2 separate regions of the Homo sapiens genome follow, and region 2 is linked to region 1. A link is an interaction called in ENCODE POLR2A ChIA-PET data of the cell type or tissue named here. Cell type or tissue: GM12878. All regions are shown on one strand.

Region 1 (8,000 bases):
CAAAAAAGTGAGGTTTGATGCACAGTAAAAGGAATCATTATTTAAGTTAGTCTGAGTTATATTGTATTTTGGAAATGCTCCACATTCAATATTTATGCCACATACTCTAAAACCAAAGTATGTAGATTAAAAAAAAACTATTTCCAGAAATAAGCTTGCTGAATCACCACAGGCTTAATTTATTTATTTTAACTACCAGTTTCCTGAATGTTTTTGTCTAATTGGCCTATCTGCAGTTGCCCTTGGTCCACCCTTGAGCCCACTCTTTAAGCCTGTCTGTCACTTAGAGAAGTACAAGTACTTCCTGCTGAGAATAAAGCCTTGATCGCAATTTCAGTGAATTATCAGGGAAGTGTGAGAATAAGTAGGAATAAATGTCTAAACATTTGGGAAAAACTTGTTTGCAATAAATGTGGTTAACAGAGAGTGAATAGGCTTACTACATAAAATTGTTACTCATCAATTAAAAAAACTGTACAATCCTCCTCCGGGGGAAAATGATCAGATATTTTAAGTCTGCTGATATTTTTCTCTGGATGTCAGACCTGTATACTTTGTCCTGCATTATTGGAGTATAATTGGCAAATAAAAGTTTTATGTATTTAAGGCATACAATGTGATGATATGATACACCTATACACTGTGACATGATTACCTCAATCAAGCTAATTAACACATCCATCACCTCACCTTTTTTGTGTGTGGTGAGAACACTTAGATTTACTCCTATAGCCCATTTCAGGTATACATTATTAACTCTAGTCACCATGCTATACATTAGATCTCCAAAACTTATTCATCTTGTAACTGAAAGTTTGTACTCTTTGACCAACATTCGCCATTCCTCCCCAACCCCTAACTTTGGTAACCACCCTTTTGCTCTCTGTTTCTATGAGTTCTTCTGTTTCGGTTCCACCTGCAAGTGAGATCATGCAGTGTTTGCCTTTGCCTTTCTGTGTCTGGCTTATTTCACTTAGCATTATGTCCTCTAGGTTCATGCATGTTGTTGCAAATGACAGGGATTTCCTCCTCTGCCTCTTCTTCCTTCTTCCTCCTCCTTCTCCTTCTCCTTCCCCTTCTTCTTCCCCTTCTTCCCCTTCTTTCTGTTTTTGCTTTGTTTTGTGTTTGTTTTTGAGATAAGGCTGGTCTTGAACTCCTGGGCTCAAGCAATCCTCCTGCCTCAGCCTACCAACTAGCTGGGGCTGGGTCTGCACGCATGCACCACCATGCCTAGCCGCCTTCATTTTTGGCTGAATGATATTCATGTGTGTGTATGAATATTTTCTTTATCCATTCATTTGTCTACAGGCACTCAGGTTGATACCGTGTCTTGGCTATTGTGAACGACTGTGTAATACATATGGGAGTGCAGATAACCTCTTCCACATACTGATTTTATTTCTTTTGGGTATATACCCAGAAGTGGGGTTGCTGGATCATACCGTAGTTCTATTTTTAATTTTTTGAGGAACTACCATACTGTTTTTCGTAGTGGCTGTACCCACTTACATTCCCACCAACAGTGTGCAAGGGTTTCATTTCTCCATATCTTCATCAACACTTGTTATCTTTTGACTTTTTGTTAATAGCCATTCTAACGGATGTGAAGTGAAAGCTCATTGTGGTTTTGATTTGCATTTCCCTGATGATTAGTGATGTCATACACCTTTTCATATACCTGTTGGTCACTTATATATCTTCTTTGAAAAAAATCTATTCAGGTTCTTTGCCCATTTTTAAAAAATCAGGTAACTTGCTTTTTTTTTTGCTGTTGAGTGGTATTAGTTCCTTACATATAATATTTTGGATATTAACTTTTTATTGATATATGGTTTAAAAATATTTTTTCCCATTCTATAGATTGCTTTTTTATTTTGTTGATTGTTTCCTTTGCTCTGCAGAAACTTTTAGTTTGATATAATCCCATTTGTCTTTTCTTGCTTTTGCTGTCTGGGCTTCTGCTGTCACACCTGTATTTTTGTTTTTGTTTTTGTACCAGAGAAAGTGAAGCAACAAATGAGGAACATGAGAACACTGGAGTAGAAAGCTGGGTGGGCATCAGACAGCTGACCAAAATTTTCACTATCAAAATGGCAGGTGAGATTTTTTTTTATATACTAGTTATCACAACATCTTCAACCTTTTCTTTTTTTTTTGAGACCGAGTCTTGCTCTGTTGCCCAGGTTGGAGTGCAATGGTGTGATCTTGGCTCACCACAACCTCCACCTCCCGGGTTCAAGCGATTCTCCTGCCTCAGCCTCTCAAGTAGCTGGGATTACAGGCATGCACCATCATGCCTGGCTAATTTTTGTATTTTTAGTAGAGACGGGGTTTCACCATTTTGGCCAGGCTGGTCTCAAACTCCAGACCTCAGGTGGTTCCCCCGCCTCGGCCTCTCAAAGTGCTGGGATTACAGGCATGAGCCACCACGCCTGTCCTATGTATCTTCAACTTTTCTATTACCAAGTACTAATTTTGTCTTTTCTTGAGTAATACTCCTGTTCTCTAATTGATGGCTTCTAATTGATCCCATCTATTTAGTCATATTTCTTAAACTCAAAGGAGAACTAGATGTGTATTCTCTATATTGAGTGTATCCAGGAAGCCTCCCAGTATGGTTTCAAAGGAGTGAGACTGGAAGCATAAAATTCAGTCCTTCCTGTTGTTAATGTAGCATTATTTATTAGCAGATTGGACCTCTGACAGAAATAAACTGATATCATTTGCTTTAATTTTGATGCTGAATTTCCCCTGTGATTGAGAAATCAGTTTAACCTTCATTTCACAACATCCAGCAACACCTTACCCAGCTCCTTCAGTGATGGAGTTTTTATACTACACAGTGGTTCAGAGTGACAAGCATAACAACAGAGTGATTAAGTACAAGAGGCCAGCAAGGGCCACACAGGTGAAGTCTGAGCTGGCCTCAAAGGGTTAGTAGGGTTTTTTTTCAGGCAGAGACGACTAGGAGGGAAATTCCAGGAATGGGGTGTGTGTGTGTAAGAATGTAAACAAAGGCATGAAACAGCACAAAGAACAACATTAAAGATTGAAATAGAGGGACTAGAGAGGAAGGTTCTAATGAAAAGGAGATGTTATCAAAATAAAAATAAAGAATTTGACAGTGCATTGGATTGGCTGACTGTTGGGGGGCGGTGCAAGGAAGTGGGTAAAGGAAGGGGACAATTTGCTTATGAAGTCTTTCAAAACAACATTTAAAAAAACATCTTCTAGACAAACCGTAACTCTAATGAGACTTCCCCAAAACATACTAGATATTCAACGGAATTATAGTTGTCCTTCTAAGTAGTTTCTTTGAAAGACTAAATGCATATTCCAGTGACACTATTAGTATTAACATTTTTTTTTTCAGAAGTTACCTTTGGGAATTGCCTTCGGAGTGTTTATGAGCTGCAAAAGAACATCAATTAGTCTTATTACTTTACAGTTTTCTCTGTCTATGTAGGGTAAAAACATTATATATCCATATAAAATATATATCATTAAAACTTAGCCTGTTGGACATTTCTTTTTTTATTTTTAATTGTAACTTTTGTGGGTACATGGTGTACATATTCATGGAATGCATGAGATGTTTTGATACAGGTGTGCAATGTGTGATAATCACAACATGGAGAATGGGGTATCTATCCCCTCAAGCATTTATACTTTGTATTATAAACAATCCAATTATACTCTTTTAGTTATTTTTTAATGTACGATTCAATTATGATTGACTATAGTCACCCTGTTGTGCTATCAAATACTAGGTCTTATTCAGTCTTTCTAAATTTTTGGTACCCATTAACCATTCCCACCCCTCTGCCCTTCCACCACTCTTTCCAGCCAGTTGGACATTTCTTTTATAAACTGAAGTATGTGGCGAATGACTTTTAACCATTTCCGAAAATCAAACACGATGTAAAAATATTACACTTGTGGACTCAGAATACCAAAAATATGTGTTTCCAGCCCTGATGGCAATCTTCAAAGAGGGATTGCAGCATACCTGGAGTAGCCACAGCACCGTTGTCAGCACTGAGCCCACACAAGTGACTGTTGACACAGGGACCGTATTCTGTGTATATCTATGTTCTGAGAATATTTTGTTGTTGTGGTGGTGGTTGGAAAAGCTTTTATATGACAGTTTATGGCTCACAGTGGTGTCTGGCTGGTGGCCTTCAATGCAATGACTCATAAGAACCTCTCCTTCAGTCACCCTTGAAGACCCAACAAAGCTGGGGAAAGGAGGGGAATTTCCCGATACCATTGACAATGAAGATGGACAAGCTAACGGCAGAACCTCAGAAGGATCTGACTTCAGATATGCACGCAGCGTACCCTGGCTTCATTTCACAAAAACAGTACCCTTTTGCAAAGGGAGGAAGTGACTTTCTCATGACCCGAACCAGAAAATAGGCAGCCACGGGACTCTATGCACTGATTCCACCTTGGGGAGCAGGCAGAACATGTCCCCTTTGTGACCACGTTCACTGGCATCTTTCTGGATCCAGATAGAGTGCAAAACTTAGAAACAGCTGAGTGGTACGCAGAGGGGGTACAGGTACAGATCATACCGTGCAGGCAGGTATGACCCTACAATAAACTGCCCAAGATATGTGTTGTATATGTGTTGTGTGTATTTGAGTTGAGTGCATTGGGTGCATGTTTGTATATACATGTGTGTGCGTATGTGTGTGTGTGGTGTGTATGTGGTGTGTGTGTGAGAGCTGAGTGCATTGTGTCTATGTTTGTGTGTACATTTGTGTGTGTTGTGTGTGGGGGGTGTGTGTGTGAAGGGCACTGGCCCTTACTCCTGGTAAGAGTGAGTAATAGCAACTGCCATTGGTTATACCTCCTTCCTTCAACTTCAGAGTATGGGAGAGTAGTTCAGTAGAGACAGGAGAAAACGTTTCCTCAGCTGAAGACCTATACTTTTTTATTTGGGAAGGGGGTGATTTATTCTAAATAACTACACAACTCTTTTTATATTAGGGAAGCCACAAGCTGCTTGTTATCTATATTGCACATATTTCTCCATATTTGCTCTTTGTCTTGCAACTTTATTTATAAGACTTTTGCTTGTTTTTGCCATGGGAAAGTTTTCATTGTTACTTAGTCCAGGTTACTGATCTTTTGTTTGTGATTACTGAATTTCATGATGTGCTCAGAAAGACTTTCCACCCAAGATTTAAAAATATTTATCCATTTCTTTCCTAGCTCTCATGCAATTTTAGCCGTACTTTAAAACATTTGTTGCATTTGGAATGTATTTGGTGTAATGAATGAAACAAGAACCCGCATTGTATTTAAAACATTTCACACCAATCTGTATTTTTTCTTAATACCATTCATCATAATTATAATAGCACAATTATTTATATGATTATCTTTACCCAATCACCATTGAGATGCCACCTTTGTATCATGCATTTAAATATTTTTTAAAATGCTCCAGGGTGGGGCGCGGTGGCTCACGCCTTTAATCCCAGCACTTTGGGAGGCCGAGGCTGACGGATCACGATGTGAGGAGATTGAGACCATCCTGGCTAACACAGTGAAACCCCGTCTGTACTAAAAATACAAAAAATTAGCTGGATGTGGTGGCGGGCACCTGTAGTCCCAGCTACTCAGGAGGCTGAGGCAGGAGAGTGCCATGAACCCAGGAGGCAGAGCTTGCAGTGATCATGCCACTGCACTCCAGCCTGGGCAACAGAGTAAGACCGTGTCTCAAAAGAAAAAAAAAAAGCTCCCTTCCACATTATCATGTTAGAATTTTGACCAAAATGATGATGATTTCCCAGATTATTTTGGAAGAATTTATATTTTATACCATACTAAATATTTCTGTTCCCTCACAGGGTATGCCTTTTCACTTAATCACATTTTTTTTCTGTTTTTTTTCCATATAATTCAAATTTATTTGTATGTATTTTATACTTTCACAAATGGATTTATTTTAGATTATGTTTTAATGCATTATAAGATGTTTGATTTTTGAATATTAACATTATATCCTGAAAACTTTCTGAGCTCTCTTTTACTCTTTTACTTTTTAATAGTTTTCAGCTGAATCTCTTAGACTTTCTATTATCTACAAATGATGATAATTTTGTCTTCTTCATTCTAATTTTTAAATTTCTTATTTTGTTCTCTTGTCTATTTGCAATGTCCATCACATAATCTTATGTAGATTATAAGATGAAAATCACTAAGCATGATATCAACTTTTGGTTTAAGAGATGTTTTGATGTAAAGAAATATTCACCGAATCCCATTTTACAAAGAGCATTTATCAGGTATGGACACGAAGTTTTATGAAACGTTTTGTTGATACCTACCATAGGATCATATACTTTTATCTTCCTTTCATCAGTATTAATAGATTTCCTAATATTTAGCCACCTATGCATTCTTGGAATAAAAGTTGCAGTCATGGTGTATTGCTCTTTAACCAAATCTGCTCCTAGATTATATTTGCTGATACTTTATTAAGAATTTTTAAAAATCAATTTTGAGATATTTCTAGCTTTCTCCTGTGTATTATCTATATAAAACAGTCTTACATTGGTTTTTGTTAATTGGCAAGAATTTCTTCTTTCTCTGCCCTAGAACAGTTTAGTATAGAAATTATTTATCCCCTGGAAACCATCATTCTCAGCAAACTAACACAGGAACAGAAAATCAAACACCTCATGTTCTCACTCAGAAGTGGGAGTTGAACAACGAGAACACATGGACACAGGGAGGGAAACATCACACACTGGGGCCTGTTGGGGGGATGGGGGCAAAAGGAGGGAGAGCATTAGGACAAATAACTAATGTATGCGGGGATTAAAACCTAGATGATGGGTTGATGGGTGCAGCAAGCCACCATGGCACACGTATACCTATGTAACAAACCTGCACGTTCTGCACGTGTATCTCAGAACTTAAAGTATTATAATTATAATAATAATAAAAGAAATTATTTATCTTTTTTTCATTTGGTTTTCCAGTTGTGTCATCAAGGGATTGTTCAATGCTCCCTGTGATCGTGAAGTAGACTTTGCCTCCAGATACTGCCCCAATCTGATAGAAAATGATGATGGAGGAAAAACTGCGCTCAGCAGGGCAGAATGTCTTGCAACACCACATTCCTTAGTAATCAATAATGGGTCAGTGGGCTCCAAGGAAGAGTGTTCCTTATTTTTCCAGCAGCTTGCTCATGCCCCTAGCACTTATATTGGTGGGATCTTTTGGAATTTCTTACACTTAGGACCTGCCATACTGCACTGTGCTCATGAACTGGAGATTTGTGTTTGATCATGGGACTCTGTCAACTTGCTCCACATGACATTATATTTGGCATTCTTCATCTTCAGAGTGTGTGGTTTAATGTTGGGGGCTTTCCTCACTGCAATATAGAGTCCTTTTCTTAATTTTCAGTTCTTTTTATTCATTCTTGTTTGCATTGACATAGGGTTTGGAGGTTAACATACACTTCTGCCATCATTTTCCTTATAAGTCCTCACAGATTGTTTCACTTTGGAAAAGTCCATGAGTGTATTAGGCCACTCTTGCATTGCTATAGAGAAATACCCAGGACTGGATAAATTATAAAGAAAAGAGGTTTTAACTGGCTTACAGTTCTGCTGGCTTTATAGGAAGCATGGTGTTGGCACCTGCTTGGCTTCTAGAGAGGCCTCAGGAAGCTTACAATCATGGCAGAAGGCAAAGGGGGAGCAGGCATGTCATGTGGCAAAAGCAAGAGCAAGTGAGAAAGAGACAGAGAGTGAGGGGGAGATGCCACACACTTTTAAACAACCAGATCTCATGTGAACTCAGAGCGAGAGCTCACTTATCACCAAGGGGATGGCCCAAGCCATTCATGAGGGATCTGTCCCCATGATCCAAACATCTCCCACCAGGCCCCACCCCAACATTGGGGATTATATTTCAACATGAGACTTCAGTGGGGACAAATATCGAAACTGTATCAATGAGCAAATAATTTAAAA
Region 2 (8,000 bases), 120 kb after region 1:
CTATAATCCCAGCTACTCGGGAGGCTGAGGCAGAAGAATCACTTGAACCCGGGGGTGGAGGTTGCAGTGAGCCAAGATTGTGCCGCTGCACTCCAGCCTGGGTGACAGAGTGAGACTCCGTCTCAAAAAAAAGAAAGAAGCAATGCTAGAGAAGACAGAACGTGCCCCAGTTAACATCAGGCTGTTGCAACAAGATGCCATTCAATACAGTGGTGAAGTTTCTAAAGGAAGCCACTGAAGCCTTCCTCCTACTTCTAGTAAATATGTGACAAGTACTTCTCATAAACAAGTCTCCAAGCATTCGACAGTAATTAGGCACTAGAACATCATGGGTCCATCTGCAAGATATTCTAAGACACATGTTCTTCCACATTTTAACATCTCTGACATCAATGGTACCTTACAATTGCTGCCAGGCAGATGGCAGCTCTGACTTACTGTGAAAATCAACCAATGAGAACTTCTAGATGATCAAAAAATACTTGCATCAATGCATCTTGATTTGATAAAATCCACTATTAAACTGGGAAAGACTTCTGGAGGGACACCGGTACCACCACCCAGACCACTTAGCCATGGGCTTGGTCTCTAACTAAGGCAGGTGTGTGCTGTAGCAAACATCTAACGTTTTAGATAAGGCCATACAGTTTTACACACACGTGCACACACGCACACACACACACACACCAGGTTTACAATGGAAAAACTTTAAAACCAACAAGAAATTTAAAGAACAGGGTGGTATCAATTTCTGATACACCAAGTACCAGAAAATACTGGAGCACCATCTATCGCAGTGCTACTCAAAGTGTGGTCTGGTCCAGCATTGCTTTTTACTGGTTTGCAAGTGAGAAACAATTGAGTGAAACCTTTTAGAAACTTGTATAGCAATTTAACATTGCCATGACATCAAGCATGTGATCAGCAATTTATTTTTATTGTAGTTTACCAAAGTATTGGCTCATGGCAGATTGGAATTTTTTTTTTTTTATTTTTTTAAGACAGAGTTTTGCTCTGCGACCCAGGCTGGAGTGCAGTGGTGCGATCTCAGCTACTGCAACCTTCGCCTCCCGGGTTCAAATGATTCCCCTGCCTCAGCCTCCCAAGTAGCTGGGATTACAGGCATGCACCACCATGCCCAGCTAACTTTTTGTATTTTTAGTAGACACAGGGTTTCACCATGTTGGCCAGGCTGGTCTCGAACTCTTCATCTTAAGTGATCTGCCCGCCTCGGCTTCCCAAAGTGCTGGGATTACAGGTGTGAACCACTACAGCCAGCCAGATTGGATAATTTTAAAGAACAACTGCTTTGCCATAGATAGTTTGGAAAATATTGCTCTACAGAGTTCATCTGGAGGACCAGACAGGTAAAACCACGATCTAAAACGCATATAACCACAAAAGTAATCACTATTCTATTTCTAACAAAATAGCAGACTAGATGCCTGAAACCCACCAGGTAAAGAACATCTAGACTGCTGGGGAAAAAAGTTTATATTACACAATTAATTGATTCAACAGGATATATATATATATATATATATATCCTGTTGAATATATATATGTATCCTGTTGAATATATATATGTATCCTGTTGAATATATATATATCCTGTTGAATATATATATATATATATATATATATATATATATATATATATATATATATATCCTGTTGAATATACACATATGAGATAGGGTCTTGCTCCGTTGCTCAGGCTGGCATGCAGTGGTGTAATTATCTGCATCTCCCAGGCTCAAGCGATCCTGCCACCTTAGCCTCCCCAGTAGCTAGGATAACAGGTACACTCCACCACACCAGGCTAATTTTTTTATTTTTTTATGGAGATGGGGTCTCACTATATTGCCCAGGCTGGTCTTGAACTCCTAGGCTCAAAGAATCCTCCTGCCTTGGCTTCTCAAAGTGCTGGGATTACAGGCATGAGCCACCACGTTCAGCCCCTGAACTGGTAATATACTGATATGGTTCAAATCACTAAAAATATTAAGAGGGTCTGATAAAAGAAATCTGTCACCACTGGCCCCCCATCTGCCTGTTTCCATTACTGCTTCCCCAGCATTACTAGTTTCTTGTCCTTCCAGAGGTTTTAAAAATGCATATACAAGTCAAAATATATACACACATTTATGGTATATATGAATTATATATGTACATATTCATAAACTTGTCTCTCTTCCTTTTTAATACAAGTGTAGTAAAAGCATGTTTTAAAATACATAATTGAACCGTTAGGACAATAAAGAAGAGTCTCTAAGGTCAGAAATGAGAAAAAAACCTCTTCAGTGACTGAGTGCTAGAGTCCATGCTTGCCTCCTGACCATCTACTGGTGACCTGGAGATGGAGAGAAGCCTGAGATAAGAATGACAGGACAACTGTTCTGAGAGCCTTGGGTAAATCTGGACTCCCTGAAAGGCAAGCAGAAAAATCCTGGTCCATAGAGGGAAGATGCGGATGCTCTCTATCTTGGATTCAGTCCTCAGTGAAATAGAATAAAAGAAAAAAGTCTTGGCCAGGCACAGTGGCTCATGCCTGCAATCCCAGCACTTTCAAAGGTGGAGGCAGGTGGATCACTTGAGGTCAGGAGTTTGAGACCAGCCTGGTCAACATGGTGAAACTCCGTCTCTACTAAAAAATACAAAATATGGCCAGGCATGGTGGTGTGCACCTGTGGTCCCAGCTACTTGGAAGGCTGAGGCATGAGAATCCCTTGAACCTGGGAGGCAGAGGCTGCAATGAGCAGAGATCGCGCCACTGCACTTCAGCGTGGGCAACAGAGAGAGACTCCATCTCACACAAAAACAAAAACAAAAAAGAAAAAAGTCTTCTTGGAGAACACCTCACCACGTGGGTTTGGGCCAAGAATGCAACCTCCCTGTGTACCTGAACAAAACCCAAGAGAAGAGAAGGAAATGAGGGAAATCATTATATATGACCACAAATAATATGAAAAGAACCACACAAGTTCTAGGAATGACAGTTACAATCACTGACATCAGAAACTCAAAAGACAAGTAATACAGAATCTTACGTACTCACAATTTACGAAAGAATTGGCATCTAGATTAGAAGAAGCTATCCAGAATGCAGCCCAGAGAGAGGGACAGGTAAAGACACAGAAATCATGAAAAAGTTTGAGATGTGGATGACAGAATAAGAAGGTCTAAAATCCCAGTGATTTTTATCTGTTGGTCCCACTGTGTGATCCTTAAGTGCTATTAAACTACCAAAACATGCAGGTCAAGTGCTGGCTAAGTAGCAGAGAGAACTGGCCCACTAATAATCTCAGTGCCTGTGGCAAGGCTTTAGATCAAAAACAGTAGCAACGAAGATCATCTAAGCTGTACTGAATAGTCTAGAGGCGATTACATTTTGGTAAAGTTTAGAGTAGATCCTACTTCTCCCTTCTCCCAAGATGTTTTACTTTAAATATCATTAGATACACCTCCTCCTTTGAAGAACTTTTCATGTTGAGAATGCAGTATTTTATCATAGATTCATTCTGACTCTCTCAACAGCCACAAAGCCCTCTCTAGGTTTATGGATAAAGAGAATTGTTAAGTACTATATCTGAAATTTCTACTCAAAATAAGCCAGACTATATCACAGGGCCTTTAAAAAATGTATTTGTGCCTCCCCTCTGTCCCTGTCTCTCTCTAATATTTTCTTTCCAAAACCCAACAGGTCAGTTTGTTGTGTACCCCCTAGGGTACGAGATCCTACCTTGCAGAATACTGTTTTGACTTACATAACGCAACCAACAAAGCCATGTGGTACAAATTACTTGAAATGTTTGTCAAAACAATAGAAGAATATCCATTAAGTCACCAAATAAACAAAACACCTCTAGCACTAGGCTCAGCACACAGTGGTACTCCATGACTGCTTTGCAGTCACTTACTGGACAACATCTTTACAGCCCCGAATGTACACTAGTCATTATCATATGCACTGGAATGCAACAAGCAACAGGTGAATTCCCTACTGTGAAGGAGCTGTGGCTTAATGGGGAAGTTGGGTTGCACATGCCCAGAAGCTCTTCTCCTTACAAAACTCTTAAAGATGTCAACAAAGCTTTGCTCTGGAGAATCGTTCCACAGGTGGAAACAATGCCTTTGGCCATGACCAGTGTGTTGGAAACCAATCTACAGATTTCTACACAGAAATCATGAAAGAGTTTGAGATGTGGATGACAGAATAAAAAGCTCTAAAATCCCAGTGATTTTTTTCAAAAAAATTTTTTTAAATCCCAGTGATTTTTTTTCAAAAACATTTTTTAAATCCCAGTGGTTTTTTTCAAAATAAAGAAGAGTTTCCAAGGTCAGAAGTAGCCTTGTGGGCTGGTGCAGTGGCTCATGCTTATAATTCTAGCACTTTGGGAAGATGAGGCAGGCGGATCACTTGAGGTCAGGAGTTCAAGACCAGCCTGGCCAACATGGCAAAACCCCCATCTCTACTAAAAATAGAAAAATTAGCTGGGCGTGGTGGCACACGCCTATAATTCCAGCTACTCGGGAAGCTGAGACACAAGAATGACTTGAACCTGGGAGGCAGAGGTTGCAGTGAGCCGAGATCGCACCACTGCACTCCAGCCTGGGTGACAGAGAGGGAGAGAGGGAGGGAGGGCACTGTGATCAATTGCCTAGTGTTTCAAAAGTGGCCTCCACGGTGGAGCCCTTAAAGTGGGGCAGTATTATAAGTGGCTCGGACAGGGTCTTACAAGTTTTACTGGTTTCTAACTAGTTTTTCTTTTAGTGTCTCAGATCAGGGTTTCTGCATTTCCTAGACAGTATGAACTTGAGCCTATGATTCCTACACGTTGCACAAGCTTTCTCATGGGTGTCCATTTCTACCCTCAGCCTAGGGCAGACGACTTGCTTTCTAGGTTCTATACTGGGAATCCAGTTCTTACCTTCCTATAATGCATCTGGCTTGCAGCCTTGACCTTTTTGTTGGGGAAGTGGTGTGGGGGGTACTTTTTATTGATACATAATGTACATATTATAAAGTCACCTGTAAGTACACAGCTCAAAGAATTTTCTCAAAGTGAAACTCTCATGTAACCAGTACCCAGATCAAAAAACAGTATTAGCAGAACCCCAGAAGTCCTCTCGTGTCTCCTTCCACGTACTATGCTCCCCTCAAGGGTACTCACTGTCCTGACTTCAGACTAGTTTTGCTGGCTTTAAATTTTTATATAAATGGAATCCCATAGGATGTATCTTTCCTGTCTGGCCTCTTTGGGTTGCGTTATGTTTGTGAGAATCATCCGCGTTGTTACATTTAGCTATCATGTATTCACTCTTGTTACAGGATAGTTTTACTAATATACCACACTTTATTTACTTTCTGTTGATGGATGTTTGGGTTGTTTACAGTTTGAGGTTATTATAACTAGTGTGCAGCACTGACTCTGTCCTCGCACTAGTACTAAAAGCCCTACTCTTCCCACCACCCACCCCCCAAGCCTTCAACTTTTGGACAAGATGAAGAAACGCTAACTGGATTTACTCTCTCCCACCTGAAACAACCAAAAAATCAGAAAAAAATACAGGAGACAACAGTTTTGAAGATACTGGACATCAAGCAAAGGAAGACAGTGATTCCTATGACACAGAAAATAAGGTAGGCTGGGTGCGGTGGCTCACGCCTGTAATCCCAGCACTTTGGGAGGCCAAGGCGGGAGGATAATTTGAGGTCAGGAGTTCGAGACCAGCCTGGCCAACATGGTGAAACCCTATCTCTTCTAAAAATACAAAAAATAATTAGCCAGGTGTGGCCTCACGTGCCTGTAATCCCAGCTACTCGGGAGGCTGAGGCAGGAGAATCACTTGAATCCGGGAGGCGGAGGTTGCAGTGAGCCAAGATCGCACCACTGCACTCCAGCCTGGGCAACAGAGCAAGATTCCATCTCAAAAAAAAAAAAAAGAAAGAAAATGAATTGAAGAGCTGGAGTCAACAGTCCAGAAAAACAAAAACATCCAGCACCCAACACGGTGAAATTCAAAATGTCTGGTATCTATTAAAAAATTTCCAAGCATGCAAAGAATCAGGAAAATATACCAATGAGAAGAAATATCAATAAATTAAAACCCCACCGGGATTCAAATTAGCAGACCAGACCAACCCACTGCTTTGCATTCCCTCTTGGTTTCTGGAATATGCAGATTTTCTTTTCACATTTTCAGGCTCTGGGTGTGTAAGTGTCTAATCGTTACAGCATTTCCATGTGTTAATAGGAGAGGTGGTTCTCACATGTGCACACGCCACCTCTCATTCAGAAGTAGAGTCTGTACGGGACTCTGCAAATGCAGTGTGATACAGGCTATCATCAAAGTATGTTTGGAACACTTTGAGAGAAGAGAGATGGAAGCATCCAACTACTCCTAGGAGGCGGTCTTTCCAGACTTTCATACTCCAAGTGTGGCCCATGGACCAGCAGCATTGGCAACACCTGGGAGCTTTTCAGAGCTTCAAAATTTCAGGCCTCATCCCCCAAAACTACTGAAACTCAATCTTCAGTTTAACAAGATCTCTAGGTGATTCACAGGCACACTCAAGCTTGAGCAGCACTGCTTTAAGACTCATCTCTGCTATAAATTCTTCGTGACTTCACAGACAAGGCTGAAAAGGCCTGGAGCTCATCCTCTAGGCAAGAAATAACCATGAAAGACTAAAAGGAAGCAACCAGGATCATTTTTGTATTTATAGAAGTTAAGAGAATAAAGTACAGGCAGGGGAGATGGAAGGCAAGGGAAAAATATTGCAAAGGTCCAAAAGAAAGAGACAAGCACACAAACCAGAAAGGCATAAGAAACAAGTGAAAGGCTGGGTGCAGTGGCTCATGCCTGTAATCCCAGCCAATTTGGGAGGCTGAGGCAGGTGGATCACCTGAGGTTGGGAGTTCAAGACCAGCCTGGCCAACATGGTGAAACCCCGTCTCTACTAAAAATACAAAAATTAGCCAGGCATGGTGGCGCACACCTGTAATCCCAGCTAGTCGGGAGGCTGAGGCAGGAGAATCACTTGAACCCAGGAGGCAGAGGTTGTGGTGAGCCGAGTCCGTACCACTGAACTCCAGCTTGGGCGACACAGCGAGACTGTCTCAAAACAAAACAAAACAAAACAAAACACACACACAAAAGAAACAAGCGAAGGAAGCAAAGTCAAGAGAAGGTGAGAACTCAGAATCAAGGAGTTTAGCCAATAACTGATGATGGTATTGCTGGAGGGGGAATGAGGGATAATGAGGGGTATACCTGGGTCAGGCTATGGTAACTAGTGGTGCCATTCATAAAATCTGGGCACAATGAGAGATGGGAAAGAGTAATGAACTTTTGAACATACGAACTTTAATTTACTCTCAAGACATCAAGTGGTGACATCTCATCTAGGAGACCAGAGGTTTGCAACTTGTAGTATAAATAATGCCCACAGGTAGAGATCACAAGTGAATAAACCAGATGAAGAGACTAGGAATCTGCATTTTTCACAAGCATACCAAATGATGCAGGCTGGCAGTAAACTACAACTGGAGAAACACTACAGTAGAATATAAATTCTCCAGAGCCCAGCAAAGCAATAATACACAGTATGTTCTCAATTTTTAAAAATAATTTTGAATAAATGAAGAGTAAATAAATAAACAGATACAGAGAGCTCAGCAGGTAAGGTTAGCCTAGAGATAAAAATACAGAAGCCATCCACCGTAAGGTAAATACACAAGCTCTCTGAGGCACAGCATTCTTAGAAGATGGCCAAGAAGGAATATATTATTATTGAATCAGTAATGCATGAAGGAGAGGCCGGGCTCAGTGGCTCATGCCTGTAATCCCAGCACTTTGGGAGGCTGAGGCGGGTGGATCACCTGAGGTCAGGAGTTCGAGACCAGCCCAACCAATATGGTGAAACCCCGTCTCTACTAAAAATACAAAAATTAGCCGGGCACGGTGGTGCGCCTGTAATCCCAGCAACTTGGGAG

What was found. ChIA-PET counts read pairs that join two places held together with the same protein. Peaks named below come from ENCODE experiments on the same cell type or tissue, not always from the same donor. Only the 100,000 strongest peaks of a DNase experiment are listed, where the experiment ranks them.
Region 2: POLR2A ChIA-PET joins it to region 1 with 5 read pairs; 18 of 35 experiments call an interaction of 5 or more read pairs at or near these places.

What each region holds. Positions count from the first base shown.
Region 1 is chr9:112,025,165-112,033,164 of GRCh38, reverse strand. It overlaps LINC02977 (long intergenic non-protein coding RNA 2977), which reads left to right. Exons shown (of 3, transcript NR_186812.1): 2 at 2,000-2,097; 3 at 3,374-4,627. Among named protein-coding and RNA genes, the nearest start is that of LINC02977, 11 kb to the left of the region's middle. RefSeq lists enhancers at 590-879, 1,010-1,099, 3,863-3,992, 4,303-4,352. In GM12878, no CTCF peak of the experiment used is centred here; DNase peaks (open chromatin) are centred at 944, 1,583, 4,274, 4,760 and 1 weaker place; H3K4me3 peaks cover 3,509 bases; H3K27ac peaks cover 6,545 bases.
Region 2 is chr9:111,905,576-111,913,575 of GRCh38, reverse strand. All of the region lies in intron 1 of UGCG (UDP-glucose ceramide glucosyltransferase), which reads right to left. Among named protein-coding and RNA genes, the nearest start is that of UGCG, 13 kb to the right of the region's middle. RefSeq lists an enhancer at 4,054-4,113. In GM12878, no CTCF peak of the experiment used is centred here; no DNase peak of the experiment used is centred here; H3K4me3 peaks cover 2,535 bases; H3K27ac peaks cover 3,437 bases.